Regions from separate parts of the Homo sapiens genome. Here regions 1, 3 and 4 are each linked to region 2. Evidence: chromatin loops called from intact Hi-C (ENCODE). Cell type or tissue: gastrocnemius medialis. All regions are shown on one strand. Links, peaks and the distances in the headings refer to the core of each region. The heading gives the core; the rest is flanking DNA.

Region 1 (7,982 bases), core at 1,745-6,744, 380 kb after region 2:
CGGGAGATGCAGCAGGAGATGATGCTCCGGGACGAGGAGACTATGGAGCTCCGGGGCACCTACACATCCCTGCAGCAGGAGGTGGAGGTCAAAACCAAGAAACTCAAGAAGGTGAGACGCTGCAGCAGGACCGGTTAAGGTGTGCTGGAGGCCCAGCAGTCTCTGCCCAAGGGATGTGTGCTTCAGGGACTCCTCCCCATTTGGCTGGAACTGCTGAACCCCTGAGTGACATGGCTTGGCCTCGGGGGTGAGCAACAGGGGGAGGCAGGAGGCGGGGGCTGGGGGTGGAGTAGAGCCTTTTCTCCTGGGCCAGGGTGGGCTATGACAGGCTGCAAACTCTGTCACTTGCAGTATCCAGCGTTACCATCTTCATGGTCCTGGGTGATTACCCCGTTCAGTGTCACCAGTGAGTCACAGTTGGGATAGCTGGGCCTGGAGCAGGGCCAGGGGAATACAGAGAGGCTGAGGAGGAGACTGGAACCCCGGGAAGCTCAGGTGGGGAGTGTAAGGCCCTCAAGGACATGTCAAGGGATGAGAATAGCCGCTCACCAGAACCCTGCAAAGCCCGTGGCAAGGGAAAGACATGTACATGTGAGGGGGGTCTAGGGCAGGAAGCAGCAAAGCTCTAGCTTGGATTCTGGGAAAAACCTGGAGGCCCTTCGGGGTGGGTGATGTGGCTGCCCAGGGGCAGGCCTGGCAGAGGCACTGCCACTGTGGCAGTTACCACGGACCCAGCCCTCAGTGGCTTTGGAGAGGAGCAGGATGGCCATGCTACCTCCACACCCCACTTTTGAGAGCCCCTGAAGAGACTGGAGTGGGAGGGGTCACCTTCCAAACTCGTTCAGGCTTCCTGCTTCCTGAGCTGGGTCTCCAAATAAGCCCCGGGTCCTAGTTCCGGCTCTTCTATTGGCTGGTTGTGTGACCTTGAGCAAGTCTGTGCCTGGCTTCCTCATCTATGAAAGGAGGGTATTGGACCAAAAGGTCCCTGGGGTCCCCTCCCGTTTGAACATTCCACGATGCTGATAGCAGCTGAGAAAGAGCAGACAATGGTCACAGGCCTCAGTGAAGGAGGGCGGGGCACCACTTTAAATAGCCCAGCCCAATTCGTGGTGGGTTGGGCACAGCGGGGAGTTCAGAAAAGGACCCGCAGCCTCATCCTGGGCTGAGTCGGTAGACTCTGAGCCTGCAGCCCTGCGGCCCAGGCTGGGTGACTGGGGCCTCGTTGCCACACCAAGCAGCCTCTGAGTGGCACCTGTCCCCACCCAGCTCTACGCCAAGCTGCAGGCGGTGAAGGCGGAGATCCAGGACCAGCATGATGAGTATATCCGCGTGCGGCAGGACCTGGAGGAGGCGCAGAACGAGCAGACCCGCGAACTCAAGCTCAAGTAGGGCCCGCAGCTCTTTTCATCCCGGGTCCCCACAGCCAGCCATCATTACTCAGGCCTCTCCTCCCCTAAGGCCTCATCCTGACTGTCTCCTCTCCCATGAGTCCTTTAGGAATAAAATGCGTCTGAGGGCTGAGGGATGGGCCCACGTGCTGGAGTTTCTTCTACCTCCTCTGCCTGTATTTGATGAACCCCTCAAAATGGACGCTAGGTGCTGGCCAAAAGTAACTCCGAAGGCCCTGAGGCTACCATCTTTGCATAAGAATCAGTGATTTTAAATTTTTTAAAAATTATTTTTAGGGCCGGGCGCAGTGGCTCATGCCTGTAATCCCAGCACTTTGGGAGCCGAGGCAGGTGGATCACCTGAGGTCAGGAGTTTGAGACCAGCCTGATCAACATGGTGAAACCCCATCTCTACTAAAAATACAAAAATTAGCCGGGCATGGTGGCGCGCACTTGTAATCCCAGCTACTCAGGAGGCTGAGGCAGAATTGCTTGAACCTGGGAGGTGGAGGTGGCAGTGAGCCGAGATCATGCCACTGCAATCCAGCCTGGGCGACAGAGCGAGACAACGTCTCAAAAAAAAAAAAAAAACAAAAACAAAAAAGGCCGGGCGCAGTGGCTCATGCCTGTAATCCCAGCACTTTGGGAGGCTGAGGCAGGTGGATCACGAGGTCAGGAGATCGAGACTATCCTGGCTAACACGGAGAAACTCCGCCTCTACTAAAAATATAAAAAATTAGCCGAGAGTGGTGGCGGGCGCCTGTAGTCCCAGCTACTTGGGAGGCTGAGGCAGGAGAATGGTGTGAACCTGGGAGGCAGAGCTTGCAGTGAGCTGAGATGGAGCCACTGCACTCCAGCCTGGGCGACAGAGCAAGACTCTGTCTCAAAAAAAAAAATTATTTTTAAATTTGTTTTAAAAATTATTTTAAAAAATGTGTGTATATAGTAGTTGCATATATTAATATTGATGGGATACATTAGATTTTTTTTTTTTGGAGATGGAATATTGCTCTATCATCCACCCTGGAGTGCAGTGGTGCAGTCTTGGCTCACTGCAGCCTCCACCTCCCAAGTTCAAGCGGTCCTCCTGCCTCAGCCTCCTGAGTAGCTGGGACTACAGGCGCCCACCACCACACCTGACTAATGTTTGCATTTTTAGTAGAGATGGAGTTTCGCCATGTTGGCCAGGGTGGTCTCAAACTCCTGACCTCAGGTGATCCGTCCTCCTCGGCCTCCCAAAGGGCTGGGATTACAGGCATGAGCCACCTCGCCTGGCCACATGAGATGTTTTGATACAGGTGTGCAATGTGAACTAAGCACATCATGGAGAATGGGGTATCCATCCCCTCAAACATTTATCCTTCAAGTTACAATAATCCAGTTACACTCTTTAAGTTATTTTAAAATATACAATTTGCTGGCTTATACCTGTAATCCCAGCACTTTGGGAGGCTGAGGCAGGTGGATCACCTGAGGTCGGGAGTTTGAGACCAGCCTGGCCAACGTGGTGAAACCCCATCTCTACTAAAAATACAAAAATTAGCCAGGCATGGTGGCATGTGCCTGTAATCCCAGCTACTCAGGAGGCTGAGGCAGGAGAATCACTTGAACCCAGGAGGTGGAGGTTGCAGTGAGCTGAGATCGTGCCATTGCACTCCAGCCTGAGCAACAAGTGCAAAACTGTCTCAAAAAAAAAAAAATATATATATATATACACACACACACACACACACACACATATATATACAATTAAGTTATTGACTATAGTCACCCTATTGTGCTATCAAATAAAAGTATTTATTCATTTTTCTAATTTTGTGTACCTGTTAGAAGCAGTGATTTTTCAAGCTGCAGTATTTCTGTAGGGATCCTTTCCCCTTAACTTCTTGATTTTCCCCACCTCCACATTGCCTCTGCCTCTTTTTTTAAAATAAATAAATAATTAATTAACTTATTTTTTTTTGAGACGGAGTCTCACTCTGTCGCCCAGGCTGGAGTGCAGTGGTGTGATCTAAGCTTACTGCAAGCTCTGCCTCCCAGGTTCATGCCATTCTCCTGCCTCAGCCTCCTGAGTAGCTTGGGACTACAGGCACCCACCACCACGCCCAGCTAATTTTTTTTTGTATTTTTAGTAGAGACGGAAATGGTGTTTCACTGTGTTAGCCAGGATGGTCTTGATCTCCTGACCTCGTGATCCGCCCGCCTTGGTCTCCCAAAGTGCTGGGATTACAGGCGTGAGCCACCGTGCCCAGCCCCCTCTGCCTCTTGGCTTGTTGCTTCTAATCCTTCAACCCTCACATGCACCACGTGGTCTCTCGCTCACCCATTTTCCCATCACTCCTTCATTCCTGCTCCCAGGTACCTAATCATCGAGAACTTCATCCCGCCGGAGGAGAAGAACAAGATCATGAACCGGCTTTTCCTGGACTGTGAGGAGGAGCAGTGGAAGTTCCAGCCACTGGTGCCAGCCGGCGTGTGAGTCTCTAACCCAGCTGTCTGGGCTGGGGGACTTGTGGGTCCACTCCAGGTCGGGGCTGGTGAGGGGCCTGAGGCCTTGCCTGCAGGGAGACAGATGTTTTGTGGATTGGGGAAAAGATGGGGAGGATGCCGATGGGGGATGAATTTCTCAGGATCTAATTGTAGGGGTCTCTATGATGGAAGGGTGTTCTGGGAAAAAAAGTGTCTCATTGGCCTGGGATGCAGAAAATACCTTGTGAGGGATCTCGGGAGGGAGGAAGAGCATCTCAGCCTCTTGACAATCCTAGCGAATGCTAACATCTGGCCAGGTCTGGTGAATATTCATTTGTCAGATGCCCGAAATAGCAACCACAGTTAATATTTGCCAAGCGCTACTGTGTGCCGGATGCTGTGCAAGACTCAGGAGACAGAAGATAAATTAGACATGGTCCGAGCTCACAGTCCAGTGGGAAATAAGTAATCAGATCATGATGTGATAGAGCTGTGATCCAATCTCAGTGCGCTCGCTCATCCGGGTGATTTCAGCATTTCCACCTGTTTCCATGTCCTAGTCCTTGGGTGCAGCTGCGGCCATTGGCTGGGTGTGTGGCTCCCTCTGCTGGTGGCCATGAAGAACATCCCAACAGAGTGAGGCCTTGCCCGGCTGAACCATGGGCCCTTAATTGCAAATATATAGAGAGAGGTGCTTAGGAGGCTGGACACCAATGCACCTTCCTGGAGATTATTTGCTCTCTCTAGAATATTAATGTTAAAATAGGGCAAGAGTCTCCCTAAATCTGGGATGGGAAGCTAGCAAGAGGTCTACAGCTTCTCACTGAAGCATCAGATGCCTACTTGGTTATTTTTTTTTTCCTTTCTTCCTTTTCTTTTCTTCTTCTTTTTTTTTTTTTTAACAACTATAGCTTAGATGCCTATTTGATCTTTCTTAAAGGCTGATTTTACTTAAGGTGATACCACATAAGTTTGTAAGTGGCAAGCACGTGAATAGAGGACTTTTCAATGGTATTACTTTGCACCTACAATCCACCTTTCCAATCTAGGTAGAGATTCTCAATAGTACATCAGCTGTCATAGAGGTTTTCCACCCTGGCTGGAGCTAGAATACCTGCAGAGAGTCTGATTTAAAGGGTCCCAGGTCTTAGGTTTTGTGATTCTGCATTTGAAGCCAGGCTAGAAAACCACTGCTCCAATGACATTTGCTGGAGTTGGATGCTGGCGAGGCTTCACTCTGAAGGGTTATCTTATGCTTAGAAAAGTTCTTTCTAGCTGGGCGTGGTGGCTCAAGTCTGTAATCTCAGCACTTTGGGAGGCTGAGGCAGGTGGATGGCCTGAGGTCAGGAATTTGAGACCAGCCTGACCAACATAGTGAAACCCCATCTCTACTAAAAATACAAAAAAAAATTAGCTGGGCGTGGTGGCAGGCGCCTGTAATCCTAGCTACTAGGGAGGCTGAGGCAGGAGAATCTCTTGAACTCGGGAGGTGGAGGTTGCAGTGAGCCAAGATCACTCCATTGCGCTCCAGCCTGGGCAACAAGAGCAAGACTCCGTCTCAAAAAAAAAAAAGAAAAGAAAAGAAAAGGTCTTTCTGCTGGGCATGGTGGCTCATGCCTGTAATCCTGTAATCCCAGCATTTTGGGAGGCCGAGGCGGGTGGATCACTTGGCGTCAGGAGTTTGAGACCAGCCTGGCCAACGTGGTGAAACCCCGTCTCTACTAAAAATACAAAAAATTAGCCGGGTGTGGTGGCATGCACCTGCAGTCTCAGCTCCTGGGGAAGCTGAGGCAAGAGAATCACTTGAACCCAGGAGGCAGAGGTTGCAGTGAAACTTGCTCTTTCGCCCAGGCTGGAGTGCAGTGGTGTGATCTTGGCTCACTGCAACCTCCGCTTCCTGGGTTCAAACGATTCTCGAGCCTCAGCCTCCCCAGTAGCTGGGATTGCAGGTGCATGCTACCACGCCTGGCTAATTTTTTGTATTTTTAGTAGAGACGGGGTTTCACCATGTTGGCCAGGCTGGTCTTGAACTCCTGAGCTCAAGTGATCCACCTGCCTCAGCCTCCCAAAATGCTGGAATTATAGGCATGAGCCACTGCACCAGTCCTTAGAAAAGTTCTTGAGTTTAAAGTTTGCAGGTGAAGGAATTTCTTTACATTGGATGTAGTAGTGCCACCAATGTGCTCAACTAGTTGTGGGATGGGAGAGGCTTTGAGAAGGTGTGCATTAACTTTTGTTGTTGTTGTTGTTTGAGACAGGGTCTCACTCTGTCACCCTGGCTGGAGTGCAGTGGTGTAATCACAGCTCACTGCAACCTCAGCCTCCCCAGGCTCATGTGGTCCTCCTCCCAGCTAATTTTTTTTTCTTTTTTTTTGGTATTTTTTGTAGAGACAGGGTTTTGCCATGTTACCCAGGCTGATCTCGAGCTCCTGGGCTGAAGCGATCTGCCTGCCTTGTCCTCTCAAAGTTCTAGGATTACAGGCGTGAGCCACTGCGCCTGGCCACGTCAGCTTTTTATTTTGAAAACAAGAATTGCAAGAATAGTATAAAGAATTCTCGTATACCCTTCACCAGATTATTAACATTTTGCCATATCTTGCTTTAACTTTCCCCCAACCACTTGAGATTAAGTTGCAGACATTTTGACCTTTTACCTGTACTTCCGAAAAATGAGAACATTCGTGTTCCACAGTGCAATGATCAAACTCAGGAAATTTTGTATTGTCACAATATTATTATATAGGCAATATTAAAATTTGCCAATGTCCTTTATGATGATTTCCCTCCCTCCCCACCTGCAGTCATGCATTTCATTTAATTGTCATGACTCTTTGGTCTCCTTTAATGTGGAACTGAGAAGGGATTTTGACTTGAGTTTAGCAGTTTCTTGCTTCAGAGGAATTTATTCATTTCTCAAAACACTCTGCAATTTTGACTTGACTGCCTCAAGCACATGATCCAGACTCAAAGTGTGGCAGGTGCTTTACCTGAAGTTCGAATGAGCTTTCTGCATAATGATTATGAATTTCCTTCCCTCCCTCCCTCCCTCCCTTCATTCCTTCCCTTTCTTCTTTCTTTCCCTTCCTTCCTTCCTTCTTTCCTTCCTTTCTTTCTTTCTCTCTCTCTTTCTCTCTTTCTCTTTCTCTCTTTCTCTTTCTCTCTCTCTTTCTCTCTTTCTCTTTCTCTTTCTTTCTTTCTCTTTCTCCCTTTCTTTATTTTCTTCCTTACTTCCTTGCTTGCTTTCTTGCTTTCTTTTTTCTTGAGTCTCACTCTGTCACCCAGGCTGGAGTATATAACTCACTGCAGCTTCGGGCTCCTGGGCTCAAGTGATCCTCCTGCCTCAGCCTTCTGAGTAGCTGGGGCCACAGGCATGCACCACCACACCAGCTAAATTTTTTATCTTTTGTAGAGACAGGGTCTCACTTTGTTGCCTAGGCTGGTCGTGAGGTCCGGGGCTTAAGCGATCCCCCTCCTACTGCCTCCCAGGGTTGGGATCACAGGCATGAGCCACCCCACCCAGCCTGGACTTCCCCTCCTTATTTATGTTATTTATTTATTTGTATTATTTTTGAGACAGAGTCTATCTCTGTCTGCACTCAGGCTAGAGTGCAGTGGTGTGATCACAGCTCACTGCAGCCTTGACCTCCTGGGCTCAAGTGATCCTCCCACTCAGCCTCCCAAGTAGCTTGAACCAGCAGGCAGTCGCCACCATGGCCAGCTCATTTTTTCTTAAATGTTTTTTAAAAGTTTGCTTTCTTCCACCAGGTGTTCATGCCTGTAATCCCAGCTACTCTGGTGGCTGAGGCAGAAAGATTGCTTGAGCCCAGGCTATTGTAAGCTAGGATCATGCCACTGTACTCTAGCCTGGGCGACAGAATGAGACTTCATCTCTAAAATTTTTTTTTAATTTACTTTCTTCCTTTTAAGTAACCCTTACTTCAATTGCAAACAATGTTTTCATTATGGAAAATTTAAATAAACATAGAAAGAATGAAAATTCCACCTAGCTAGTAGTAGTGTTTACTAACAATTGGATTTGAACTTTCCACCATCTTTTCTTTTTTTATACATAAACTTTTCTCCTTTTGAGGGTTAAAATGGTTTGTATATGCTGAAAAAAACCAT
Region 2 (7,982 bases), core at 1,663-6,662:
TCATTGCGTTAATAGAATGCTTGTTAGGATAACCTGTGTTTTAATGGCGGGGAGATGATCAAAGGGACTCAATGTGAACATCAACAAATTACCCATATAAGATTTATCTTCCTGGTTTTGGCATGAGAATAGGAATGCAAAATGCTAAAGGGGTGTTTTGAGAAGCAAGCCCTTGAGGTAGCCACCAGCTAGTTTTCTCTTGAAAGCAATCAGGAGAAAGTAATCAGGAGGATGTGAATTAACAGCTTTTCTAGAGGAATTTGAAATAAAGAATGAAGGCATTAAGAGGTACTCTAAAGTCTAAATTGCTACAAAGGGGTAAGGCTTGCAAATAAGAAAATAGCTCAAAAACCACAGGGAAAATTAGGATTAAAGCATTGTGGGTGGTTTTTTAAATTTACTTTTTTTTTTTTTTTTTGAGATGATAGCTTGCTGTCTTGCCTAAGCTGGTCTTGAACTCTTGGACTCAAGTGATCCTCCTGCCTTAGCCTCCCAAGTAGCTGGGACTATAGCTGTGTGCTGCTGAGCCTGGCTAACTACTAAAGGTGATTTTTAAAAATCCTATCCTTGTACAGGTACAACCCTTTAAATTTTAGTTGGACACAGTGGCTCACGCACTTTAGGAGGCTGAGGCGAGCAGATCACTTGAGGTCAGGAGTTCGAGACCAGCCTGGCCAATATGGTGAAACCCCATCTCTACCAAAAATACAAAAAAAAAAACTAGCTGGGCGTGGTGGCGTGTGCCTGTAATCCCAGTACTCAGGAGGCTGAGACAGAATTGCTTGAACCTGGGAAGTGGAGGTTGCAGTGAGCCGAGATTGCACCACTGCACTCCAGCCTGGGCAACACAGCCAGACTCTGTCTTAAAAAAAAAATAGTAAATAAAATACATTTTATGAAATCCTGTTCTTGTACAGGTACAGCCCTTTAAATTTTATTTTATGCTAGAAGTAAGAACTTTTGTGTTAGAAAACCTAGGTATGTATTAGAATAAGTGATTGTCTGCTAAGAGAAGGCATCTGTGGCTGGGGATCCCCATAACCACTGGTTGCCACAACTGCTGCTCTGACACTGGGGTGCTCCTGTCCCTGGAGGAATTGCTCCCTGTGACATAATAAGAAATACATATTTGTTCTCTGCCCTGTTTAGGAGTCTTCAAAATGTAAGGTCTTTTTGCGTGCTAATGAGATGACTGGTACCTAGGGGCTCCTGGATAACCTCAGGATGGTTGCCAGGGGAACCAACCACGTGATTAGAGGCTAGGAACTTTCCACCTACCCCAGATTTAAGAGGAGAGGTTGGTACCCAATCTCATTTTTATGTGGCCTAAGTATTGTGTGATCAATTCTCTTATGTTCAGCAATTGTGACCCATCAAATGGCCTACACCTATATCATAATACCAACTGGACTCAAGGAGCCCATCCTGCTTTCTAATCAAAGGATATTTATAAGGGATTAACTTGAGTGTTCTAAGAAAAACTTGATACTGGAAAGAATCTTGCTCATAACAAAACATGCTTTCCAAAGAGCACTGTGAATGGTTCTGGAGTAGAGGCAATAAGTCGAGGAAGTATTTCACTGGTTACAAGTACTAGGGAGGTGGAAGATTTAGGGAAAACCTGGAAGGAAATATTTTCCTAGGAGAGGAGGGAGTGTTGATGAATACCTGTGGTTCCTTAGGCATTCAAGTTTGAATTAACTTTCAGTTTATCTTGTCGGAGAAACAAACAAGCAAACAATACAGTTATAATACAAAATTTAAAACTTTCTTAATCTTTGAGATTTGAGGGTTAGCCATGGAGGCTAGTGCCTATAATCCCTGCACTTTGGGAGGCTGAGGTGGGAGGATTGCTTGAGACCAGGAGTTCAAGACCAGCCTGGGTAACATAGTGAGACCCTGTCTCTGCAAAAATAGAAAAAAAAATTAACATAAAGTTTGGTTATAACTTTGTATATATATTTTTTGAGACAGACTGTCACTCTGTTGTCCAGGCTGGAGACCAGTGGCATGATCACAGCTCACTGTAGCCTTGACCTCCTGGGCTCTGGTGATCCTCCCACCTCAGCCTCCCAAGTAGCTGGGACTACAGGCACATACCACCATGCCCAGCTAATTTTTCTATTTTTTGTAGAGACGGGGTTTCACCATGTTGCCCAGGCTGGTCTCAAACTTCTGAGCTTATGGGACCTACCCACCTTGGCCTCCCAAAGTGCTGGAATTACAGGTGTGAGCCACCATGCCTGGCCTAATTTTGTATTCATCACTTTTTGTTTTGTGCTATTTCTTTTCAAGTAGTTGCTCTCTAGTTTGTTGGCTTCCCATCCTGCTTTCCAGTATGGACAGCCCTTCATGATCTAATTCCACCTCCATTTCTATTCACACCTCTGGCAGCAATGATCCCAAACTGCAGTACTGTAGTTCTCTGACAGCACAACAATCTGCATCATACCTGTGTACTTTTAATTGTGTTTCCCAGTGTCTAAAATGTCTGTCCCCTCACAAGGCAAACTCGTTTACCCAACTACTGAACAGATCTCTATTTTAACACATTCCAGTGTAGAAGTCTGGGGAATAAAAGAAGTTAAAGTGTTCTAAACTCCTTGAGATGTCAAAGACGCATGTTATCATCTCTAAAGAAACTTTCTAAATAAGTGGTAAAAATATGTGTAACTAAAAGCTAATGGGGGAGGAGTTCAAATGAGATAATTATAAAAAGAAATTAACTCAAAACAGGGAAATAAGGGAGAAAAAAAGGAGCAGAAAAAGTGGACTAAATAGAAAACACATAGACAACAGATTTAAACTTATCAGTGATTATAATTGACTATAAATAGCATAAATGATTTAATAAAGGTAAGGGTAGTCTAACTGATTAAAAAAAAAACTAAACCAAAATATGTGCTATTTATAACAGATATCTAAAGGTTTTTTGTTTGTTTCTTTTGTTTTGTTTTTGCCTTTTGTTTTTTGTATTTTAAAGATTGGTCTCACTCTGCACCCAGGCAGCAGTACAGCGCACAATCATAGCTCACCGCAGCCTCAAACTCTTGGGCTCAAGTGACTCTCCCACCTCCGCCTCCCAAGTAGCTGGGATTACGGGTACACACCACTGTGCTCAGCTCAGAATACATATACTTTTTTGTCTGTTTGTTTTTGAGATGAAGTTTTGCTCTTTCACCCAGGCTGGAGTGAAGTGGTGCAATCTCGGCTCACTGCAACCTCTGCCCCTGGGTTCAAGCCATTCTCCTGACTCAGCCTCCTGAGTAGCTGGGATTACAGGTGCGTGCCACCCCGCCCAGCTAATTTTTGTGTTTTTAGTAGAGACAGGGTTTCGCCATGTTGGTCAGGCTGGTCTTGAACTCCTGACCTCAGGTGATCCACCCGCCTCGGCCTCCTAAAGTGATTACAGGTGTGAGCCACTGCGCCTGGCCACACATACTTTTTTATTACATACAGAACACTTACAAAAGCTGTCCATAAGCTGGCCCATAAAACGGACCTCAAAAATGTTAAAGATTGATAATCATAAAGATGATCTTCTCTGACAAGAATGCAATCAAGCTAAAGGCAGTAACAAAAATATAACCAGAGAATTTCTTTTGTTTAGAAATTAAGACATAACACTTCTAAGTAGCCGACAAAGAAGAAATCAAAAGGGAAATCAGAAAATATTTTGAATGAAATAATAAAAATACATATCAAAATTGTGAGACGCAGGGGCCCAGTTCTAGAAAAGATGGAGTAAGCATCCTCCACCCTGTCTCTCCCACTGAGTGAAGATGCACGGAACTGATATTTGAGGACTCTAGAAAGTAAATAGTAGCAGGTGGATTGGGGAAGAAGTCCAGAATTCAACATACCACCGAACTGGTGGTGAGCTTCACATTTTTTCTTCTGGTATGCACTGGCCTGAACTCAAGGCAACCTCAAATCCAGAAATGGGCAATTGCACAGACAGACAGAACTACAGAAGAAACCCCCTAGGTCTGGCTCAAGGAGAGGGAAGGAAGACCCTAACACTCAGAGAGAGTGGAGGAAATTCTACCTTTTTTTTCTTTTTTCTCTGTTCTTTCACACCCAGCCTCTAAGCAATCCCATGGCAGCAGTGGCGGTGAGGATCCGCAGGAGCCGAGAACTCTGAGGGAGGGGAACTTCCTCTGATCAGAATTTATGGTGCCAAGAGGGCAAGGCAAACCTCCATTGCTTTTTGTCTCTGCTACAAGGCCCCACCTGTGAACAGTCACAGTAAGTGCATGGTAAAGCAGGGAAATAAAGCCCTGGATTTCTGGCCAGAGAACCAAAAAGAGGAGTCCCAGGGAATCAGAAAGTACTAGAATGACCAGAAAGGAAGAGGACAAGAAGATGACCCCAGACAGTTTTATGAGCTCCTGGGATCACTTCCCAGTTGTACAGGCGTGGATCTGACTCTAAACCACAAACCACCAGCAGAACTGCACTAAGAGATCGACCATCCATCACGCAGGTCCCGGGCCGGCCACTGGGTGGCACACATCTGCAGAAGATCTGAATAGCACCGTAAAGGTTTTGAAATGAGAATTGATGTTGAAAGAAGCACAGTCCGCAGTAGGTTGATCAGAACTTGTGATTGAACCAAGCCAGGTAGATTACCTGCTAAAAAAGAAACATTAACACTTCCCACAGGTTTTAAACAAGATCCAGAGTCTCATAACATAATATTCAAAATTTCCAGGATAAAACTCAAAATTAACTGGCATTTGAAGAACCTGGAAATCTCAACTCACATGGGAAAAAACAATCAACATTTACCAATGCTGAGATGACAAAGATGTTGGAATTATCTAAAAAAGACATTAAAGTACCTATTACAAAAGTGCCATAAGTAAATGTGAACACTGTTTTAAAAACAAAAGAAAAGGCAAAAAGCCTCAAGGAGGAAATAGAAAATATAAAGAAGAACCAAATGGGAACTTTAGAACTGAAATATATAATAACCAAAAATGTAAAAGTTATTGCATGAGCTCTGTATTAAATTACTACCATGGCTGCTATAATAAATACCTACAAATGTAGTGACTTAAAACAAAACAAATGTATTATGTAATGTAATGTGTTCTGAGAGTGAGATGTGTGAAATGAATCTTACAGAGGTAAAATCAAGATGTCAGCAGATCTGCATTTCTTCTGGAAACCGCAGGGAAGAATCCATTTGCTTGCTCTTTCCAACTTCTGGAGCCTGTCATCAATCCTTGCCTCAAGGCCCTTTCCTTTATCTTTAAAGTGCATCAGTTTCACTGGACACAGTGGCTCACACCTGTCATCCCAGAACTTTGGGAGACCAAGGCAGGAGGATCATTTGAGCCCAGGAGTTTGAGACCAGCCTGGGCAACATAGTGAGACCCCATCTCTACAAAAAATAAAAATAAAAATTAGCCAAGCGTGATGACACACACCTGTGGTGCCAGCTACCCAGGAGGATGAGGCTCACTTGAGCCCACGAGGTCAAGGCGGCAGTGAGCCATGATTGTGCCACTGCACTCCAGCCTGGGCAACAGAGTGAGACCCTGTCTCAAAAAATAATTACATAAATAAAGTGCTGCATCAGTTCAACCTGTGCTTTTTTGTTTCTCACATTCGTGTCTCCCTTTTACAAGGACCCTTGTGATTACATTGGGCCCACACAGATTATCCGTGATAATATCCCTCTCAATATTCATAATTTAATCACATCTGCAAAATCCCTTTTGACATATACATTTACATATCCAGAAGTTCTAGGGATTTGCACATGGACATCTTTGGGTGGTCATTATTCTGTCTATCCAGGCTTAACAGCAGAACAGAGATGACAGAGAAAAAAGTCAGTCAACTTGAAGATAGATCAATAGAAATGATCCAATCTGAAAACCAGAGAAAAAAGATTGAAAACCTGAACAGAGCCACTGGGATCTGTGGATAAAATACTAAAAAGGCAGCTGGGCGCAGTGCCTCATGCCTGTAATCCCAGCACTTTGGGAGGCTGAGGCGGGCGGATCACGAGGTCAGGAAATCGAGACCATCTTGGCTAACAGGGTGAAACCCCGTCTCTACTAAAAATACCACAAAATTAGCCGGGTGTGGGCATGCACCTGTGGTCCCAGCTACTCAGGAGGCTGAGGCAGGAGAATCGCTTGAACCTGGGAGGCGGAGATTGCAGTGATCGGAGATAGCACTGCTGCACTCCAGCCTAGGCAATAGAGCGAGACTCCGTCTCAAAAAAAAAAAAAAAAACTAAAAAGGCCTAATAGTTGTGTCATTAGAGCGCCAGAGAAGAGGAGAAATAATTCAGTGCAGAAAAACAATTTGAAATAGTGGCTGATAAAAGACATAAATCTACAGAAGCAAAAGCTCGCCAAATCCAAAAAGGATAAGTCCAAAGAAAGCCCACCTTAAACACATCATAACTGCTAAAAACTAAAGTCAAAGAAAAAATCTTGAAAGCAGCCAAGGAAAAATGATAGATTACTTATAGGGGATCAATGAGTTATATGGCTGTGGATTTTGTTTTAGAAACCATGAAAGCCAGAAAGAAACAGAACAACACTTTTAAATACTGCAAAGACCATATATTTTAACTCCATTTTATTGATGTGAAAACTGAGGTCTAGAAAGATGAAGTGGTTGTCTCGAATCACAAGGCTCATTAATCCCATTCCTAATATAATGACCACTTTTCTACCATGCTGTGGTTTGAATGTGTCCCCCAAAGTTCATGTGTTGGAAACTTAATCCCTAATGCCACAGTGTTGAGGGGTGGAGACCTTTAAGAGGTGATTAGGTTGTGAGGACTCTGAGTCCGTTTTGTGTTGCAATAACAGAATACCACAGAGTGGCAAAATTTTTTTTTTTTTTAAAAGAAGACGTTTATTTCTTACAGTCCTGGAGTCCTCTGGGAGTAGGCTCCTAATAAAAGGATAAGTTAGGGCCCCTTTCCTCTTTCTCTCTCTGTCTTTGTCTCTCTCTCTCCCGCCCCCACCCCACCATCTCTCTCTCTCTCATGTGCTCTCTTGAATTTCCATCTTCTGCCATGGGATGACAGAGCAGGAAGGCCCTCACCAGGTGTGAGCCCCTCAACCTTGGACTTCTCAGCCTCCAGAGCTGTAAGAAATAAATGCCTTATTTAAAAAAAAAAAAGTTACCCAGTCTGTGGTATTCTGTTATTGCAACACAGAACAGACTCAGACGTACTGATACAGCATCCTTGGTTTTTCTGAGCATGTATTGATACATTCTTTTAGCTGCAAGTAACAGAAAGCTGCTCTATCCAGCTCAAAGGGAAATAATGAAAGGAAGTCAGGTTCTCTGAAGGAACTAAAGATCAAGAGTGCAAATGAACATCAGGGATAAACTGAATTTGAAGAGGAACTCACCTCATGTTTGTCTGTTTCTGTATCCACATTAGTTTTACTTTTCCTTGGAGCTCAGACTATTTTCCCAGTCCCCATGACAGAAAACCAAGAGCTGCTGAGTTTACAAGTTGTAGGCCCAACCCCAGACTCTCACTGGGTCCCAGTTCCAAAATTACCCCAGAAGAGAGAAATTGTTCCCACTTGGTTTTAGATGTGGACTGTACTGTAATCAGAGATTAGTGTAACCAAGTGTAAAACAGCTACTTTGGCCAAGCATGGTGGCTCACTCCTGTAATCCCAGCACTTCGGGAGGCCGAGGCAGGTGGATCACTTGAGGTCAGGAGTTTGAGACTAGCCTGGCCCACATGGTGAAACCCCATCTCTAATAAAAATGCAAAAATTAGCCGGGAGTGGTGGTGGTCGCCTGTAGTCCCAGCTACTTGGGCTGAGGCAAGAGAACTGCTTGAACCTGGGAGACGGAGGTTGCAGTGAGCCAAGATTGTGCCATCTCACTCCAACCTGGGTGACAGAGAGAGACTCCATCTCAAAGAAAAAAGAAAAAGGCTACTTCCATGGTAAACCTGTGGTTATGGGCAGAGGGCAGTTTCTAAG
Region 3 (7,982 bases), core at 437-5,436, 56 kb after region 2:
TACTGTCTGTTTCCATTTAAACATACCTGTGGTCATGGCTTGGTTGGCAGAGATACAAGCCATGGTGACAGTGTGAGCAGGAGTCTTGTCAGAGAAGCCAGCTCCAAGGGCAGCCTTTAGGAAATAGAGTGAATGAAATGATCACTATAAGGGAAGGGCATCATGTAAATGATGCTTTGAGCACTAATCTTCATAGTCATCTGGAAACGGTTTCAGTTTAACATTCTCCAGAGCAATATTTAAAATCAAATGAAGTCCATCACAGAAATGGTTCACTAATATTTAATCTTGCCATTAATTGACAGGTATATGCAAAATTCCTGCTGGCTGGTTTCTAGTGCAGACACGAGGCTATGATACTCTCCTAACTCACCTAATTTCTTATCGATGTTTTGCTCAGGGCCTTCAAGAATATCAATATATAATTTGATTTTAACTTGTTTAATGTTCAAATATACTTAAAAGAACCTATTAAAGACAGTTGCTGGAATGATGATGAAATATATTATGGGGTGGAGTCCTCACTATCTGTGTTATCAGGTCTCATGATCAGTCACAAAGCTTAGCAGCAAAGCAAAAGTGATTAAACATGAAAATGATTTCTAAAGAACTGACCCTTCATAAACAGAGTTCCCACTCAAGACCCTGTCTGCTTTACACCTATCTTTCTGCTCACTGCCAGCTGGTTTCTCTTACTGACCGTCTGATACTTCAGATAGCACACTGCAGACCCAATGCAAAGATGAACTGGAAAACTTGCCAACTATACAGAAGCTCAACTCAATGAAAGAAACTGGAGAATTGCCTGAGTTACAAGTGAGTCTGTGAACAAATAAGGGTCAGACCAACTAACAAGTGGCCAGGATGATGGCATAATACGTGATACAAAGAGAATAATTTGTCATCTGAGCGGCTTTAAGAAAAACTGAGGTCATTATTAATCTTTTAAAAATGGCCTCTATTATAATGGCACAGTGAAAGTCAAACATGAAATGAGCACATCTATAATTTTATTATACTATTTATTGGGGGAAATTATGCTGTCAAAAACCAATCAACGTCTGATTCCATTTTTGTTTATGTAAATAATTAATGCACAGGTGCAATTATAAAATACTTATTTTTATAATATTAAAGTTTTACTTTAGAAATAAAGCTTCCAGATTTCCTCCCACATACACACCCACACAATATTTACTATGAAATACTGGATCCCATTATAGGGAATTCATTTTTAGTATTCTTTCCCTGAAACTATTAATTATCCTCAGAACACACTCTCCTATAATTTAGTAAAATAAATGTTTCCAAAGTCTCAATTAGAAATTCAATGTCTCTTAACTGATTTTTACCTTTATACTTACTTACTTTTATGCTATTTACCATAATCTATAGAAACAGAAATGTGTTAGTGATGTAACTGCAACATGACCTCATTCTGGTCTTTCCAGGTAGGCCTGATACTAAATGCCCAACCTGCTTTGTTGAGAACTTCTGCCAGGCACCTGTGCATCAGCCTCTCAACGTAAACCAATCCGAAAGGAAGAGAGACGCAAGTATCTCAGGGGGGCAGGAGGGAAGAGCTCTGCAAAGGGCAAGTGTAAAAGGGGCACTTAGGTTGCAATGGCTCGATTCTCACAAGGGCCTTTCTAATTTGTGTTGCCCTTGGCCCTAGATGACTCTCAGGACGGAAGGAGCTTTAAATAGAGGTGGCTATTGGTGACCCTTGTCCACACACTTCTATTGAAATTTGAATAGCTCTCAGGGCACTAAGGGAAAAGGAGGAAGATGTCTTTAAGCTGGAGAACAGGGAAATATGCTGAACCTTTCAACAAAGTCAGGTTCATGAACACCAGGAGCCTTTTAGGACTGTATATTAACATTATTAATACAGGCAATAGGGCCTAAGAAACTCTTTGGCTGAAAATTATGTTAGCTTTTAGGTTGCAAGGACTGTATATTAACATTATTAATACAGGCAATAGGGCCTAAGAAATTCTTTGGCTGGAAATTATGTTAGCTTTTAGGTTGCAATACAGCTTTAGAGTGACATTCTCATAATGTATCCCCCTCAACCCAATCTCTCCCTGCAGATGCTGCAAAAATTACCTGGAGCACAACATAACTGGTATTAGTACAGGGCAGGCAGAGGGAATCTACCTCCTGTCAATCAATAGCTGAGATCTGCAAATGGATGTAAAATTTCCAGGAAAAATTTCAGAGGAAAACATTATGGCTTTAGTTTTAGGAAAAAAAGAACTGAATTACAGAGAAAATGGAAACATTTATTTTTATTTATTTATTTTTTTATTTTTTGAGGAGGAGGAGAAGGAAGAAAGGATGGGATAAAAAGCTGAGCAAGAGGAGAAAACAGCAAAAAAATTTACTATTTACATCTTAAGTGCTCTTATAAAAGTAATAGGTTATTTTCAGAATATAAAAGTTGAAAATGTATTATGAGCAGCTTGATGTACTCATGAAATTATCATATTTGAAACATTCAGAAATGTCAAGGTTCAAGGAAAAACAAAAAATTTCAGAAGGGAAATAAAATCTCTTCCTATTGTTAATTCCTTCCTGCCCCTCAACAGCACACAGTTAGTTTCGTAGGCTTCAGTCATGCCAGGCCTTTGGCAGTTCTAACATTTCTGCCAGGTACAGAGGTGGAACAGAACAAATACTTTCAGTCCTGCTCATGTGCCCTTGTCTCTCAGTTGACAGTGATACTGAACCCAACAATATGGCAAGCACAGACCAGAACTAGGGAAAATACTGAGTACAATGAAATGTGCTTTTGGTGCCAACTTCATCCAATCGATTTTAAATGAAAACACAGCCCAGAAGACGTGTTTGGATTTGCCTGTAGGACACATCCTAGAAGTTCCAAGGCCTGTCATTATCTTGGTTGCCCAATCGACACTACATGGAGCTATGCCAACTAGGGCAAAAGTAAACTCCTGTGAAATAGTTTTTAAAAAGCCAAGCTGCCTTACGTGCCATCTAGTTGATGGGAACAAATGAGTAAGCAAGGCTACTTCCAGCTAACAAAAGTCAAGTTATGAAATTAGTTCTCTGCAACATGTTGAAATTTTAAATTAATTGGAAGCCATGATATCTAACATTACTAAAAATACTATCAGCCACACTTTGCTGATCTCTATTTTCCTAACACAAGAGACAATGTCCTAAACCAGCTCAAATAATTTATTTGATTTACAGTAAAGTATGGATATACACTAATATAGTGTATGTCATTTGATTTATATTAGAATTCTTTTACATATTAAATAACACATTACCCAAGCTGTAAAATCACATTTTAGGTCAAATGTAACTCAATAGATTTTAAAGGCTTTTGTAAAGTAACTTCTATTAATTGAAATTCAAAGTGATTCTCCTATCACTCTTTAAACAACATAAAGTTTGTTTTACTCACCTCTCTAGCCACATTGCTTGTTTTCACTTCCTGAATAACTGTACCAAAGATGATATAATCAACTACTTCCTTAGGGACACTGGTCCGATGCAACAAACCCCTGGAAGTAGAAATCCAAAGCAAAGAAACATTTCACACATCAAGGCAGTGCCAGAGATCATCACACAAAACACTGCGCTCCTTGAAAAAGGTTAGCCTTGAATTTAAAAGGACAGAGACTGTATCTTTTCTTTAATTTGACAAGCATTTGGCACCTTCTCAAAGAAGAAATGAATGAAAGAGTGATTTTAAAAGTCAACATTTGATGCTGAATTGGTAATGAGAAGTTAGAGAATAAAAAATAATTTGGAATAGAATAAAATAGATAAGAAACCTATAAATTAATGTTAATTAATGTTAGTAGAAACCAAAGTTTGCAGTGAAAAAGAGAGACAAATATTCAATCAAAGAGATAAAGCAAAGTCTCCCTTAAGACTATTAAAAAAAATTAAAAAAAAAGAAGTCCTGGGTATGTTAAATTTTAGTTTGAAATATCAGTATCAACAAATGATTGAAATAATACATATATTCTAGTTGTGCCCATGAATAGAAACTAGACACAATAACACTCCAGTAGGAATGAGCACTCCCTGAACCCAGACTTGGTTTCCTTTTTTTTTTTTTGAGATAAGAATCTTGCCCTTTCACCCAGGCTGGATGGAGTGTACTGGCACAATCTCGGCTCACTGCAACCTCCACCTCCTGGGTTTAAGTGGTTCTCTCACCTCAGCCTCCTGAGTAGCTGGGGCTACAAGCGCCTGCCATGATGCCTGGCTTATTTTTGTATTTTTAGTAGAAACAGGGTTCACCATGTTAGCCAGGCTGGTCTCGGACTCCTGACTGCAAGTGATCCACCAGCCTTGGCCTCCCAAAGTGCTGGGATTATAGGTGTAAGCCACTATACCCGGCCCCAGATTTGGTTTCTAAATGCCATTCCCCATTAAAAGGACAAAAGGTTTTTTAAGAAATGACTGATACCAGGTCCAGAAGAAAGTACAAAGTGAATTTCCATCTTTTTTGTGCCAAAAGTAAGGAAGCACTCAAAGACAAATGGGACCATATCAGCCGGGCACAGTGGTTTAAGCCTGTAATCCTAGCACTTTGGGAGGCCGAGGCAGGCGGATCACTTGAGGACAGGAGTTCGAGACCAGCCTGGCTAACACAGCAAAACCCCGTCTCTACTAAAAATACAAAAAAAATTAGCCAAGACTGGTGGCATGTGCCTGTAATTCCAGCTACTCGGAAGGCTGAGGCAGGAGAATTGCTTGAACCTGGGAGGCGGAGGCTGCAGTGAGCCGAGATCGTGCCACTGCACTCCAATTTGCGCAACAAGAGCGAAACTCTGTGTCAAAAAAAAAAAAAAAAGACAAATGGGACCATATCAAAAACAGGAACACGGGGTATATACATTTGTCAAAACTCATCAAACTATACACTTAAAATCTGTGCACTTTATTGCATGCAAATTATATATCAACAACCAGCATTATACTAAAAAACAAAAGGCACACAGGAGCCAACTTGAAGGAGTGCCAGATAAAATGTGGAATAAGCTGAGCTTCAAAATGAGTAATGACTAAACTTGGCTACAATGAAATAAATAAATAAAAATCTGTAAAATCTGTAGTTTTTTATCAATTAAAAAAACTAAAAAGAGGGTTAGAAACATTGGCTTACGCCTATAGTCCCAGTTACCTGGGAGGCTTCGAGGTTGCAGTGAGCTATGATCAAGCAACTGCACTCCAGCCTTGGACAGAGTGAGACTCCATACAGAAAAAAATAAATTAAAAATTTAAAAAAAATTTTTTTTTTGAGACAAAGTCTTGCTCGATTGCCCTGCCTGGAGTCTAGTAGTGGAATCATAGCTCACTGCAACCTTCAACTCCTGAGCTGAATTCTCTTGGTTGGCTAATTTTTAAAATTTTTTTTTGTAGAGATGGAGTCTTACTATGTTGCTTAGGCTGGTCTCAAACTCCTGGGCTCAAAAGATCCTCCTACCTTGATCCTCCTGCCTTGGTTTCCTAAAGTGCTGGGATTATAGGTGTAAGACACCATGCCTAGCTAGTAGATGAGATTTTTAAAGGAAAATATGCATACAGAGAAATGCAAAGCTCTAAGGAATGAAACTTGCAAAACACCTTTCAAAAAGAGAAAGAGGGAGAGATCCAGTTGTGTGTGTGTGTGGTTTTTTATTTTTATTTTTTGAGACGGAGTTTTGCTCTTGTTGCCCAGGCTGGAGTGCAATGGCGTGATCTCGGCTCACTGCAACCTCTGCCTCCCAGGTTCAAGGGATTCTCCTGCCTCAGCCTTCCAAGTAGCTGGCATTACAGGCATGTGCTACTACGCCCAGCTAATTTTGTATTTTTAGTAGAGATGGGGTTTCTCCATGTTGGTCAGGCTGGTCTTGAACTCCCGACCTCAGGTGATCTGCCCACCTCAGCCTCCCAAAGTGCTGGGATTACAGGAGTGAGCCACCGTGCTTGGCCCAGTTTTTTTTTTTTAAGCTAGAGAAGAATCGGCCGGGCGCAGTGGCTCACACCTGTAAGCCCAGCACTTTGGGAGGCCGAGGAGGGCGGATCACGAGGTCAGGAGATCGACACCATCCTGGCTAACACAGTGAAACCCCGTCTCTACTAAAAATACAAAAAAAAAAAAGAAAAAAAAAATTAGCCGGGCATGGTGGCAGGCGCCTGTAGTCCCAGGTACTCGGGAGGCTGAGGCAGGAGAATGGCGTGAACCCGGCAGGCAGAGCTTGCAGTGAGCCGAAATCACGCCACTGCACTCCAGCCTGGGTGACAGAGCGAGACTCCGTCTCAAAAAAAAAAAAAAAAAAGCTACAGAAGAATCAGTCAGGATACAGAAGAAAAAGAAAAATCATAAAGGCATATTACTAAGAAGTCAACAGAAGAGAGGTGATTATAGCTTACAGTGTCAAGTGCTATAAAGTACAGAGACAGAGGACTGAGAAAGGATCAGTACATTGAGCAATCATAAAACCATTATTAAGAGAAGATTCTAAAGTATGGTTTCTGTAAAACAAAGGGAAAATGGAAATAATGATTATACAATTAGACAGAGGAAACTAATAATAAGGAAACAGAAACAACTGCTCTTTCACTCATGCTTGAGGTATTGCAGGAAGAAAAAAAAAACAAACATAGAGTTAGAATGGACAGAAAGGTCAACTGAAGGGTTTCTCCAAACTAAGAAAGAACTGTGGCTGGTTGAAGACACAAAGGCAAAGTGTCAGTGGAAAATGAAGAGATAATGCCTTACATGTTATGAAACAGCAACACATTTAATGATTCTCAACCAAATTATTCATCCAGCCTAATCTTATTTAACTACATCTAATTTTACATTTTTACTTGGTTTGCACATGAATCTTCAGGTGTCTTTTAGGCTTCTTTCTAGGTAAATATCTACATAATCTGTTCAGCTACCCTTATACAAGTTCCTAAGGCAATCATCAAATATATGTATTGTGTTTAGGCTGATCAATCGAGTCCTGTGGCTAGCTAAGGTAGCATTAAAGTATACTGTCAGGCTAAGACACTGTTAGGCCTGCAAAATAAAGATTGACAATATTCATAAGCTGCTTAAATTTGTATAGTACAGATGGCTAAAATAAGAACAAATTGCTATTTTATGTGTAAAAACTGGAGAAAGTGCCTTTAATGAAATAAGAACGGAAATGAAACTGCATTTACTTACGTAAGCGCTGCTCTAGCCAAATCATGTGGCATCAGGTCTTTATATCTGGGGAACGAAAACCAGTAATTTAAACCAAAACCCTAGAGCTTCAATGAAAAATTTTCATTCTATTTGAAATACCCAGAGATCATCAAACACATGCTGCTACAAACACACTTAACTTTACTATCCAAGGCAGTCCATCATTTCAAATGAAGAAATAGTGTGACTTCGCTATTTGTCATCCTTAAAAGTCTAGCAAGCCTTAACTCCTCCTGAGCTTGCTAAGAATCGAACAAAAATGTTGTCCAACACCTTAATGTTCAGTATAACATATGCTAAATTTTCTTTAAAGTGAAGCCCCACCTTTGAGGTCTCTTTTCCTTTAAACATTTTATTTTAAAAGTATATTATTTATTTATTTTGTAATGCCTACAGGGCTACAGGTGATGTATTAGGACTTTTGAAGAAACTTTTTGCTTTTAAGTAACTTGAGATTTACCAAAGAATTGGAAAGAGGCCAAGCATGGTGGCTCACACCTAGAATCCCAACATTTTGGGAGGCTGAGGTGATATGACTACTTGAGGCCAGGAGTTCAAGACCAGCCTGGGTAACAGAGCAAGCAAGACCTTGTCTCTTACAAAAAATATTAAAAATTAGCCAGGCGTGGTGGCATGGATCTGTAGTCCTAGCTACTTGGGAGGCTGAGGTGAGAAGACTGCTTAAGGCCATGAATTTGAGGCTGCTAGGATCACACCACTGCACTCCAGTCTGGGCAGCAGAGCAAGACCCTGTGTAAATACATAAATAAGA
Region 4 (7,982 bases), core at 2,494-7,493, 150 kb after region 2:
GGTCTGGCAGAAGGATCCACGCTGAGTGTGTGCGGAATCGTAATTCCAGTCCCATCACATTCTGCATTCTAAATTGTCAGATATTACCAGTTACTCCTGCCTCTGCTCCAGTTGTACTTCAAATATGTCCCTGGTCCCAGCTCTGTAGCTGGGACTGGCAGGCAAGGAGATCAGGTCTGGCTCTGCTTGGTCACTAGGAAGCCAGACTCTAAAACCAAGTCACCTCTGAGTTGAGGTTTTCAGATGACCAGAGTAGGGAGCTGATCCCTTGCACCAAAGCCATTAACCGGTTTCCAAATTTGGTCTGAGAGAGCCTGAAGCCGGCATTCTGCCAATGCAGGAAGCTAAGCTTGGGCCCTGGCTGGTGGCATTCAGCTTTGAGCCTGGGTCTTTCCCTTCAGTAACACCAGGTAGGTGTGAATTATGTTGAAACTAGTGGAAGCTGGGGTGGGGGTTCTTGAAGGGTAGGGAGGGGCTGGCGAGGGCCCTGCAGAAGGGAATGAAGGCTGCCACCAGCCGCCTCCACAGACATGGGAATGGCCACACACCCACATCATTCCTCCATCAGTCCTCTCCTGCCAGAAGGCATATACACTGTGCCCATGGGTCCCCATGGCCTTGTTTTCAAAAGAAGAAAGCAGCTGGCACCCAGAATGCCACTTGTACTCATCTTCAGCAGTCTAGCATTTATTTCATTAGTCCTTGAGGATTCATTAAATGATCTGCAAGAAAACCAAATGTCCCCACATCACAGGTTCTGTGCTCTACTCTCTGACCACTTCTCTGAGCTGAGGCAGCCTGCTTGGAGTATGGGCACCAGCATGGCTTAGCTACTTTTAAGATAAAAAGTGGAGGAAATAAATAGGTAGACTAGGTAAGGCAGAAGAGAAGGCTGGCACTTTGGGCCCTGACACTAGTGGGCACCCTGTGGTTCTGGGTGAGATGGAGGACACGGATGGGGTGGGGTGTGTGGTTGGACACAATGACCAGAGCTCTGGGTACCAAGCAGATCCCCATGTTTGAGATTCAAGGGCACAAAGGCCTGCTGTGAGGCACGTGAACAAATGCAGGACTGAGCTCCAGGAACGCACTCTCCCAACTGTACCCTCCTGTGCCAGTGACAGAAAACCAGGGAAAAACACCAAGTATTGTCAGAGACAAATGATGGGGGCAAGAGATTGGCGGAATTGGAGGTGGTTGACTACCGCTTGCTTCTAGAATCAAGGAGAAGCTGACCTAAATCAACCTGCTCTTCCACGGAATCAGTATTCTGAGACTGAACGCCACCTGACGGATGGATGACTAGCTGCAGTAAAGTCAGAGCAGAAGCCAGGGTGCTAGAGTCATCTGGGCAGTGTCTGGCTTCCTAACTAGATAAGTGGGTCGGGTCAATTGCAGAGCTGTGCTCTTCCAAAGTTGTCACCCATGAACCAGGACCCACAGGTGGAGCCTCTGAGGTGCCATGGGTTAGGCTTGTACACGACTCACCTGTGTGCGGGGCCAGGCCCCACCCCCCTCAACCACGGTGGAGCAGAGGGGGAAGGGAAAGGCATCTCACAGACACAGACATCTACACCCTCACTCTGGGGCAGCTTTAGGCCAAAAGCCAACAGAGCACAAAGGAGAGTGGGCACTTGGGAAATCGGTGCTTAAATTACCAGCCATCTTCTTGTCTCTAAACAGAGCCTACAGGCTTCAGCAGTGGAAGTCGTTTGTGAAGGTCTATAGCAGGGCATGAGGTGGTGTTAGGTCACCCTGAAGGCCAGCTTTTGACCCCGTTGTGGGAATCACGGCAAATGCCTTACTGGGCCCAGGTACACAGTGGTGCCCCCAGCCCCTTCCCCATGTACTCTGCACACTCAAAGGCAAGATGTCCCGTGCAGGGGTCTGACCCCAGAGGACCACATTTCCACATGCATCTCCCCTGGATCCACCCAGTGGCTGCTGAGCAGCCTCAGTCTCGACATAGATCCTTCTTGCAGGCAGCACCTGCTCCTCCGGAGTGCTGTACCTGGGGCCCCCATACCAGCATTCCAGCTGTGCAGCTCCAGCTGGGCAGTTCAGATCTTGGGCCTCCAGCCTTTGATGAACTGCATGATCTTCTTGACCTGCAGCTTGGTGAGGTGGAAGTCATCTGCCAGGATGTCCTCACTGAGCTGCACAAAGATGCTACCATCGATGCGTTCTCGGGCAAAGAAGCTCACCACATCCTCTGAGAGCCCGATGAAACGCAGACTGCGAGAGACCTCCTCCAGGGAGAGTGCAGACAGGTCAGCAGGGGGCTGCCAGGAGGAGGCATCTCGGACTCCAAAGCCTGTGGCTCCATCCCGGGGACTGGCAGGAGGCCCTTCCAGGCGCCCTTGGGTTAGAAAAAGTGCTCCTCCCGCCTCGGGTCCCTGCAGAGCAGCTGGTGACAGTGGGGTGGGGACCTGGTGCAGCACCAAACCTTCAGGCTCAAAGGCCTTGGAGGGGCCAAGTGGTGAAAGGCGGGGTCCAGGCCCAGGTGTCCCCACTGCTCTGGGCTCCTGAGAACGCAGCAGCTCAGGCTCTGGAGAACTGCCCTGCCCCAGCTCAAAGGGATCGAAGGGCTCCAGGACTGGTTCCTGCCATTCAGAAGAAGAGGAGGAGGAGGGGGCGCAGGAGGAGGGGGGAGCAGCTGAATAGGCCTGGCCTGGCGAGGCTGGGCCTGGGGAATACGCAGGGCCAGAGGTAGCCACAGGACCCGAGGTGGTTCTGGGCCCAGAAGACAAGGCCGCTGAAGGGCCTGAGGGGTAGGCAGGCCCGGAAAAAGGGTTGAGAGCTCCAAACGGAGCAAAGCGCTTCTGGGGATGTGAGGGCTTGAATAGAGGAGGGCAGCTGTGGTAGGTCTTAACAGGGGTGTCAGCCCCCAGAAGGGAGGCGGCTCGACCGCTCAGAGGCTCTGTGAGGGCCCGGGAGGCCTGGCTGGGCTGTGTGGTTGAGGGTAGGGGACCGGGGGCTGGGCGGCTAGAGGACTCGCCCACCTTGCAGTCTCCCCAGGTGCATGGGTAGCAATAGAGGGAGTAGGTGTCCGGCGATGGGGAGCCACTGCCACTGCGGGAACCCGCCCTGTGGACAGAGACAGACACACACACATAGGACAGGTGAGGCTGAGAGGGAATCCGATAGGGTCACACATGCATTGCAACCAAGCACCACTATGACCTCAGCAACACGGGCCTGCACCCCAGCCCCAGCCCAAGACCCTCCGGAATGGCCGTGTTCTTCCTTCCAGCATCCCCCAGCCCAGGTCAGAAAACACAGGGGAAAAATGAAACGAAACTGAAATTAATAAAAATATTTTCTTTCAATTTTTTTTCTTTTGAGATGGTGTTCTCGCTCTGTTGCCCAGGCTGGAGTGCAGTGGTGCAATCTTGGCTCACTGCAACCTCCACCTCCCGGGTTCAAGCGATTCTCCTGCCTCAGCTTCCCGAGTAGCTGGGATTACAGGCATGTGCCGTAATGCCCGGCTAATTTTTGTATTTTAGAAGACATGGAGTTTCGCCATGTTAGCCAGGCTGGTCTTGAACTCCTGACCTCAAGTGATTCACCCAACTCGGCCTCCCAAAGTGCTGGGATTACCGGCATCAGCCACCGCACCTGGCCTGAACTTAATCAAAATTTCAAAACAGCAAGGAGCTCTCTTCTCTCTATCCTGCAGCAAAGTCCCCACCTTGAGGGGACCAGGGCAATGCTCCCATCCGTTCCTCAACATTTAAGAGAGAAAGAAGCTGAAGTGGGCAGAACAGGCCACTGGGCCCCAGGCCCCAAGACACCCAGACAGCAGTGCCAATCCCTGAGCCACTGCACAGGGAGCTGCACCCTCGGGAATCTCCCAGGCCTCAAGACTTCCTCTTCCTCAGCACTGTAGTTCCCCCTCCTCACCCTTCCCTGCCTTGATCTACCTTAGAACTCAGGACCAAGGGAAGGCAGGGACTCACCCATCCTGGAGGCCAGAGGAGTAGTAGGAGAGGCTGGAGCTGGGGGAATGTACCGGCTGCAGCTTGGGGAAGCGAGGGGGAACCGGGGGGCTGCTGGAGAGCCGGCCGCTGCCATTGCCACCCCGGGGAGGCACTGGAGGGGCATTGAGCAGGCGGCACTCCTCCTTCACCTACAAGCAGAGGGCGGTGACTCCACCTCGACTCCAAACAGCTGGCACTCCTTATCTTCCCCTTCCCAAGCAGCTGGGCGAGGGGGCTGTCTGGGCCTGACATTTGCCCCACTTTGCCAATAGGCTGCCTTGCACCCCAACTGCTCATCCAGTCAGCCAGCCACCCCACCCTTCCTAGCCTTCCCAGCCTATCTCACGCACCCACACCCTGTCCCACAGCCTCCTTCCTGTTCCTTGGAAATCCATCATGGATGTTAAGAAAAAGAACACAAAGGTAGATCAAAACAGGTTAAGCAGACGTGCTCCCTCCTCAAGGAAAAGGAGAGAAAGCAGAGGACAAAGGAAAGCCGAAGGGACAGAGGGAAGGAAGCGTCTGCCACCTGCATCCCTCCCTACAAGTCGTGTACCCCAAAGAGGACTCCATGGGATGCTGACGGGTGTTACGGGCAGGGAGAAAATGTTCTGATAAACAGGATTCCTTAGTGCAGGACTTCTCAGAGCCTTTAATCTACCAATGCTCTGTGACTCCAATATGAGGAGGGAAAAAGGGCTGGGAATCATTCACAGCATTTCTAAGCTTACTTCGCCAAGGAACCTTCTTTTCACGCAACAACTTAAAGGACCCCTGTTCTGTGGTACCTTCTGGGTAACAGTGCTTCGGGGCTCCTCTCAAATCCTCTGAGGCTGGGGACCTACACGCATCTCTGTCCCACAGCTCTCCCGCCACCGCCCGCCCCAGTGCCCCTTACTACAAATGCTTTTGCCTGGCATGCCTCTGCCCTTTCCTTCTCCCCTTCCCCACCCCGCCGAGGAAGACACCTCGTCTGCCACATACTCCGGGGCCGGGGCCCAGGAGAACGGGCTTTGGGCCCTGGCTGGACCCGGGACTCGGCCCCCAGCGCGCTCACTCACCGCCTCGGATTTGGGAGGGACTGGAGGCGGCGGCGCTTCCGGCTCCCGACGCGGCGGTCCCGCGGCCCCGAAGGAGATGAGATCGAGCCCTGGGGGCGGCCGGACGAGGCCCTCGGGCCCCTGGTGCGCCCACAACTCCTCGTAGGGGATCTCGGCGGGCGGCGCGGCGGGCTCGGGCGCGGCTGCCCAGTCGGGGCTCACGTACTCCTGGTCGCCCTCGCCGGCGGGAGCCGGCGCTAGCGGGCCGGGGGCGCGGGCGAGCCCGGGGGCGCGCGGCGCGGGCAGGCAGAGGCGCGCGCGGCGCGGGCTGGCGCAGTCTTCGGCGAGCTCCGCTGGCGCCTCGCGCACGGCCGTGGAGTACTCGTCGGGGTCGAAGCGCTCGCGGCAGTAGGAGGCGCTGTCGCGCACCAGGCGCTCGACGCGCGGGTCCCCGGCCAGCAGGCCCTGCGGCAGCGCGAAGCGCGGCGTGTCCGTGAGCAGCAGGAAGTGCAGCGGCGCCGGGCCCTCGCGGCGCAGCGCCAGCCCCAGCACCACCGTCTTGGAGATGATGCTAACCAGCTTGTAGCAATGACCCTCCCGCACCGGGTGCAGGTCGTAGGGGTTGCGCGGCGGCCGGCTGGGCACCAGCACGTTCACCGGCAGCCTCACGCGCTCGATGATGGCGCGCACCGTGTGCTCGCCCTCTTGCATCTGCAGCTCCAGCGGGCTGCGAGTGCTGAAGCGGCCCTGGCACTGAAAGGGCAGGCTCAGGCTTTCGTTGGTGCGGTGGTTCATGCAGATGAGGCAGGGCATCTTGCCTTTGACCGGCCTGGCGCCCCCGCCGCCAGTGCCTCCCGCGGCCCCCGCGCTCGCTGGGCCGCCGCCGCCCACCCCGGCCAGCGCCCCGGCCCGGCCCAGCTTTCGCAGGAGGGTGGTGAAGCGCGAGCGCTCCTTGGTGGTCTTGGCGCACAGGATCTCCGCCTGGCCCATAAGAGTGAGCTCGTCGCCCGCATGCAGCGTGAAGTTGTACACCTCGCTGTCCTCGCTGAACTCGCCCGACACCACCTGGGGATCCCAGAGACAGGGCAGGGCCTTAGCCAGGTCCCAGGGAAAGCCACACGGCCAGCTCCCAGAGACTGGAAAGGGAAAACAGCCTTCCTCTTCCGCCCTCCCGGGGCTCGGACTAGATGGTAGGCCAGGAGATCCACGTTCATCCTGGAGAGACCACTAGCAGCTGTGCCACCTTAAATGAGTTGCCCCTCCACGCCTTAGCGACCATATCTGATAACTCTTACTTCGAAGAACTGCTGTAGGATTAAAAAGACTGTGCAGTGACATATTTTTCTTTTCTTCCCCACTACTTGGATCAGCAACATATTTTAAAGTATGCAGTAAATGGCGACTTTTATCATCATTGTCTTTACCATTTGGGCGATCATAATGCCCTACCCATCCAACAAGGCTAAGTGAAGAGAAATGAATTGATGGATAAGAAAAGGGTTTGTAAACAGAACAGCACTATCTGTACATAGCAGGGACTGCTTTTAGTTGTTTTTGTTTGTTTGTTTGTTTGTTTGAGACAGGGTCTTGCTCTGTCTCCCAGGCTGGAGGGCAGTGGCACATTCACAGCTCAGTGCAGCCTCAAACTCCTGGCAACAGTCCTCCCGCCTCAGCCTCCCAAGTAGCTAGGACTATAGATACGCACCACTATGCCCAGCTAATTTTTTAACATTTTTTGTAGAGACAGGGTCTCTCCATGTTGCCCAGGCTGGTCTCAAACTCCTGGCCTCAGTTGATCCTCCCTCCTCAGCCTCCCAAAGTGTTGGGATTACAGGCATGAGCCACTGCTCCCACCCCACAGCAGGGGTCTATTTACACTGCCTGCTCACCACAACCACCGCCTCTACAAGTGGGTGCTGGGGCAGCTAGGGACAGGTTGCCCTGAAAAGTCTCCAAGTCAGAACATGACCCTTCCAGACACCCGCTCCTGCTTCACTACCTTTCATAGGAAGTCCTTCAGCCCAGTGGGTCCTATTCCCCACCCTTCTGACATGGCTTGATTGTGCCAAAGACCCCTAAGGGGTCCCCAGGAGCCGCTCTCCTTCTTGGATCCTGAGGGCAACCTTCCAACCAGAGTCAGGGTTGCCCCTGAGGCAAGGAGTAGTGTGGGGACACCACACCTGGTGAGGGAGTGACTGACCTTGACGCTGAAGGTGATGGCTTCCATCACGAAGATGCGGTCAGGGAAGACACTGGCCACCTCCTCCACGCTGCTGAAGTACCTCACTGGCTCCCGCACATCCCGGGCCTGTTCCAGGAGCTTGAACTTCCCTGCATAGTGGGTGACAAAAGTTGCTGGAGTGGGCCTGCCTGCTGGGAGTCTAGCCTGCGTCCCAAGAGCCTTCATGGTCACTTGCTACCATAATCTCGGCCAGCCCCTCAGGAACTCAGGAGGGCCAAAGGGCAGGTTTCCACTGGCATGGGCTGAAGGGGGCTGGTCATCTGGCTCCAGCCTCAGCAAGGTGAGCACAGATCCCTAGCAACTATAGCCCAGCCCTCCCCCCATAGAGAGCCTGTGGGTATGCAGTGAGGCTAGCGGCTGCCTGCCCAGAGAAACCCAACTGCAAATAGCCCCAAACATGTGGACACAGCTGGCCTCTGATCAACTATCAGTGTGGTACCGGGATGCTGGCTCCTTGCTCTGTCCCAGCCTGACCTCTGACTTGCCGTGACAAGTTCCTTTCCCTCTCTGGGCCTCTGGGTCCTCATCTGAGGGGGTAGGGACAGATGATCATGGGCCCTACCTGGATCTGGCATCCTGTGCATCGCCCTGGGCTGCTGATCCGCATGGAGGTGGCACTGGGCCAACCAGGGCCTGGCCCAGCCCTTGAAGGCCCTGGGAGAACCACTCTGACCCCAGCTCTGTTCCCACACCCTGCCCTGGTCCAATATCCAATCCTAC

What was found. Peaks named below come from ENCODE experiments on the same cell type or tissue, not always from the same donor. Only the 100,000 strongest peaks of a DNase experiment are listed, where the experiment ranks them.
Region 1: it touches region 2 in a loop (8-fold over the local background); 27 of 110 quality-filtered maps call a loop at or near these places.
Region 3: it touches region 2 in a loop (4-fold over the local background); 3 of 110 quality-filtered maps call a loop at or near these places.
Region 4: it touches region 2 in a loop (6-fold over the local background); 12 of 110 quality-filtered maps call a loop at or near these places.

The regions. Positions count from the first base shown.
Region 1 is chr2:25,947,670-25,955,651 of GRCh38, reverse strand. KIF3C (kinesin family member 3C) reads left to right here. Exons shown (of 8, transcript NM_002254.8): 3 at 1-111; 4 at 1,267-1,385; 5 at 3,747-3,863. Among named protein-coding and RNA genes, the nearest start is that of KIF3C, 31 kb to the left of the region's middle. In gastrocnemius medialis, for the core only: CTCF peaks have their summits at 4,264 and 4,465 (motif pointing left); a DNase peak (open chromatin) is centred at 4,421; H3K27ac peaks cover 770 bases.
Region 2 is chr2:26,326,725-26,334,706 of GRCh38, reverse strand. All of the region lies in intron 1 of ADGRF3 (adhesion G protein-coupled receptor F3), which reads left to right. Among named protein-coding and RNA genes, the nearest start is that of SELENOI, 15 kb to the left of the region's middle. In gastrocnemius medialis, for the core only: a CTCF peak has its summit at 4,513 (motif pointing right); a DNase peak (open chromatin) is centred at 4,486.
Region 3 is chr2:26,269,205-26,277,186 of GRCh38, reverse strand. HADHB (hydroxyacyl-CoA dehydrogenase trifunctional multienzyme complex subunit beta) reads right to left here. Exons shown (of 16, transcript NM_000183.3): 5 at 7,190-7,234; 6 at 3,437-3,536; 7 at 27-114. Among named protein-coding and RNA genes, the nearest start is that of HADHB, 28 kb to the right of the region's middle. In gastrocnemius medialis, for the core only: no CTCF peak of the experiment used is centred there; DNase peaks (open chromatin) are centred at 2,666 and 2,926; H3K27ac peaks cover 5,000 bases.
Region 4 is chr2:26,182,336-26,190,317 of GRCh38, reverse strand. GAREM2 (GRB2 associated regulator of MAPK1 subtype 2) reads right to left here. Exons shown (of 6, transcript NM_001168241.2): 3 at 7,221-7,351; 4 at 5,042-6,085; 5 at 3,960-4,129; 6 at 655-3,087. The coding sequence ends at 2,061. Among named protein-coding and RNA genes, the nearest start is that of GAREM2, 13 kb to the right of the region's middle. RefSeq lists a silencer at 5,277-5,516. In gastrocnemius medialis, for the core only: a CTCF peak has its summit at 5,443 (motif pointing right); DNase peaks (open chromatin) are centred at 4,857 and 5,457; H3K4me3 peaks cover 1,135 bases; H3K27ac peaks cover 347 bases.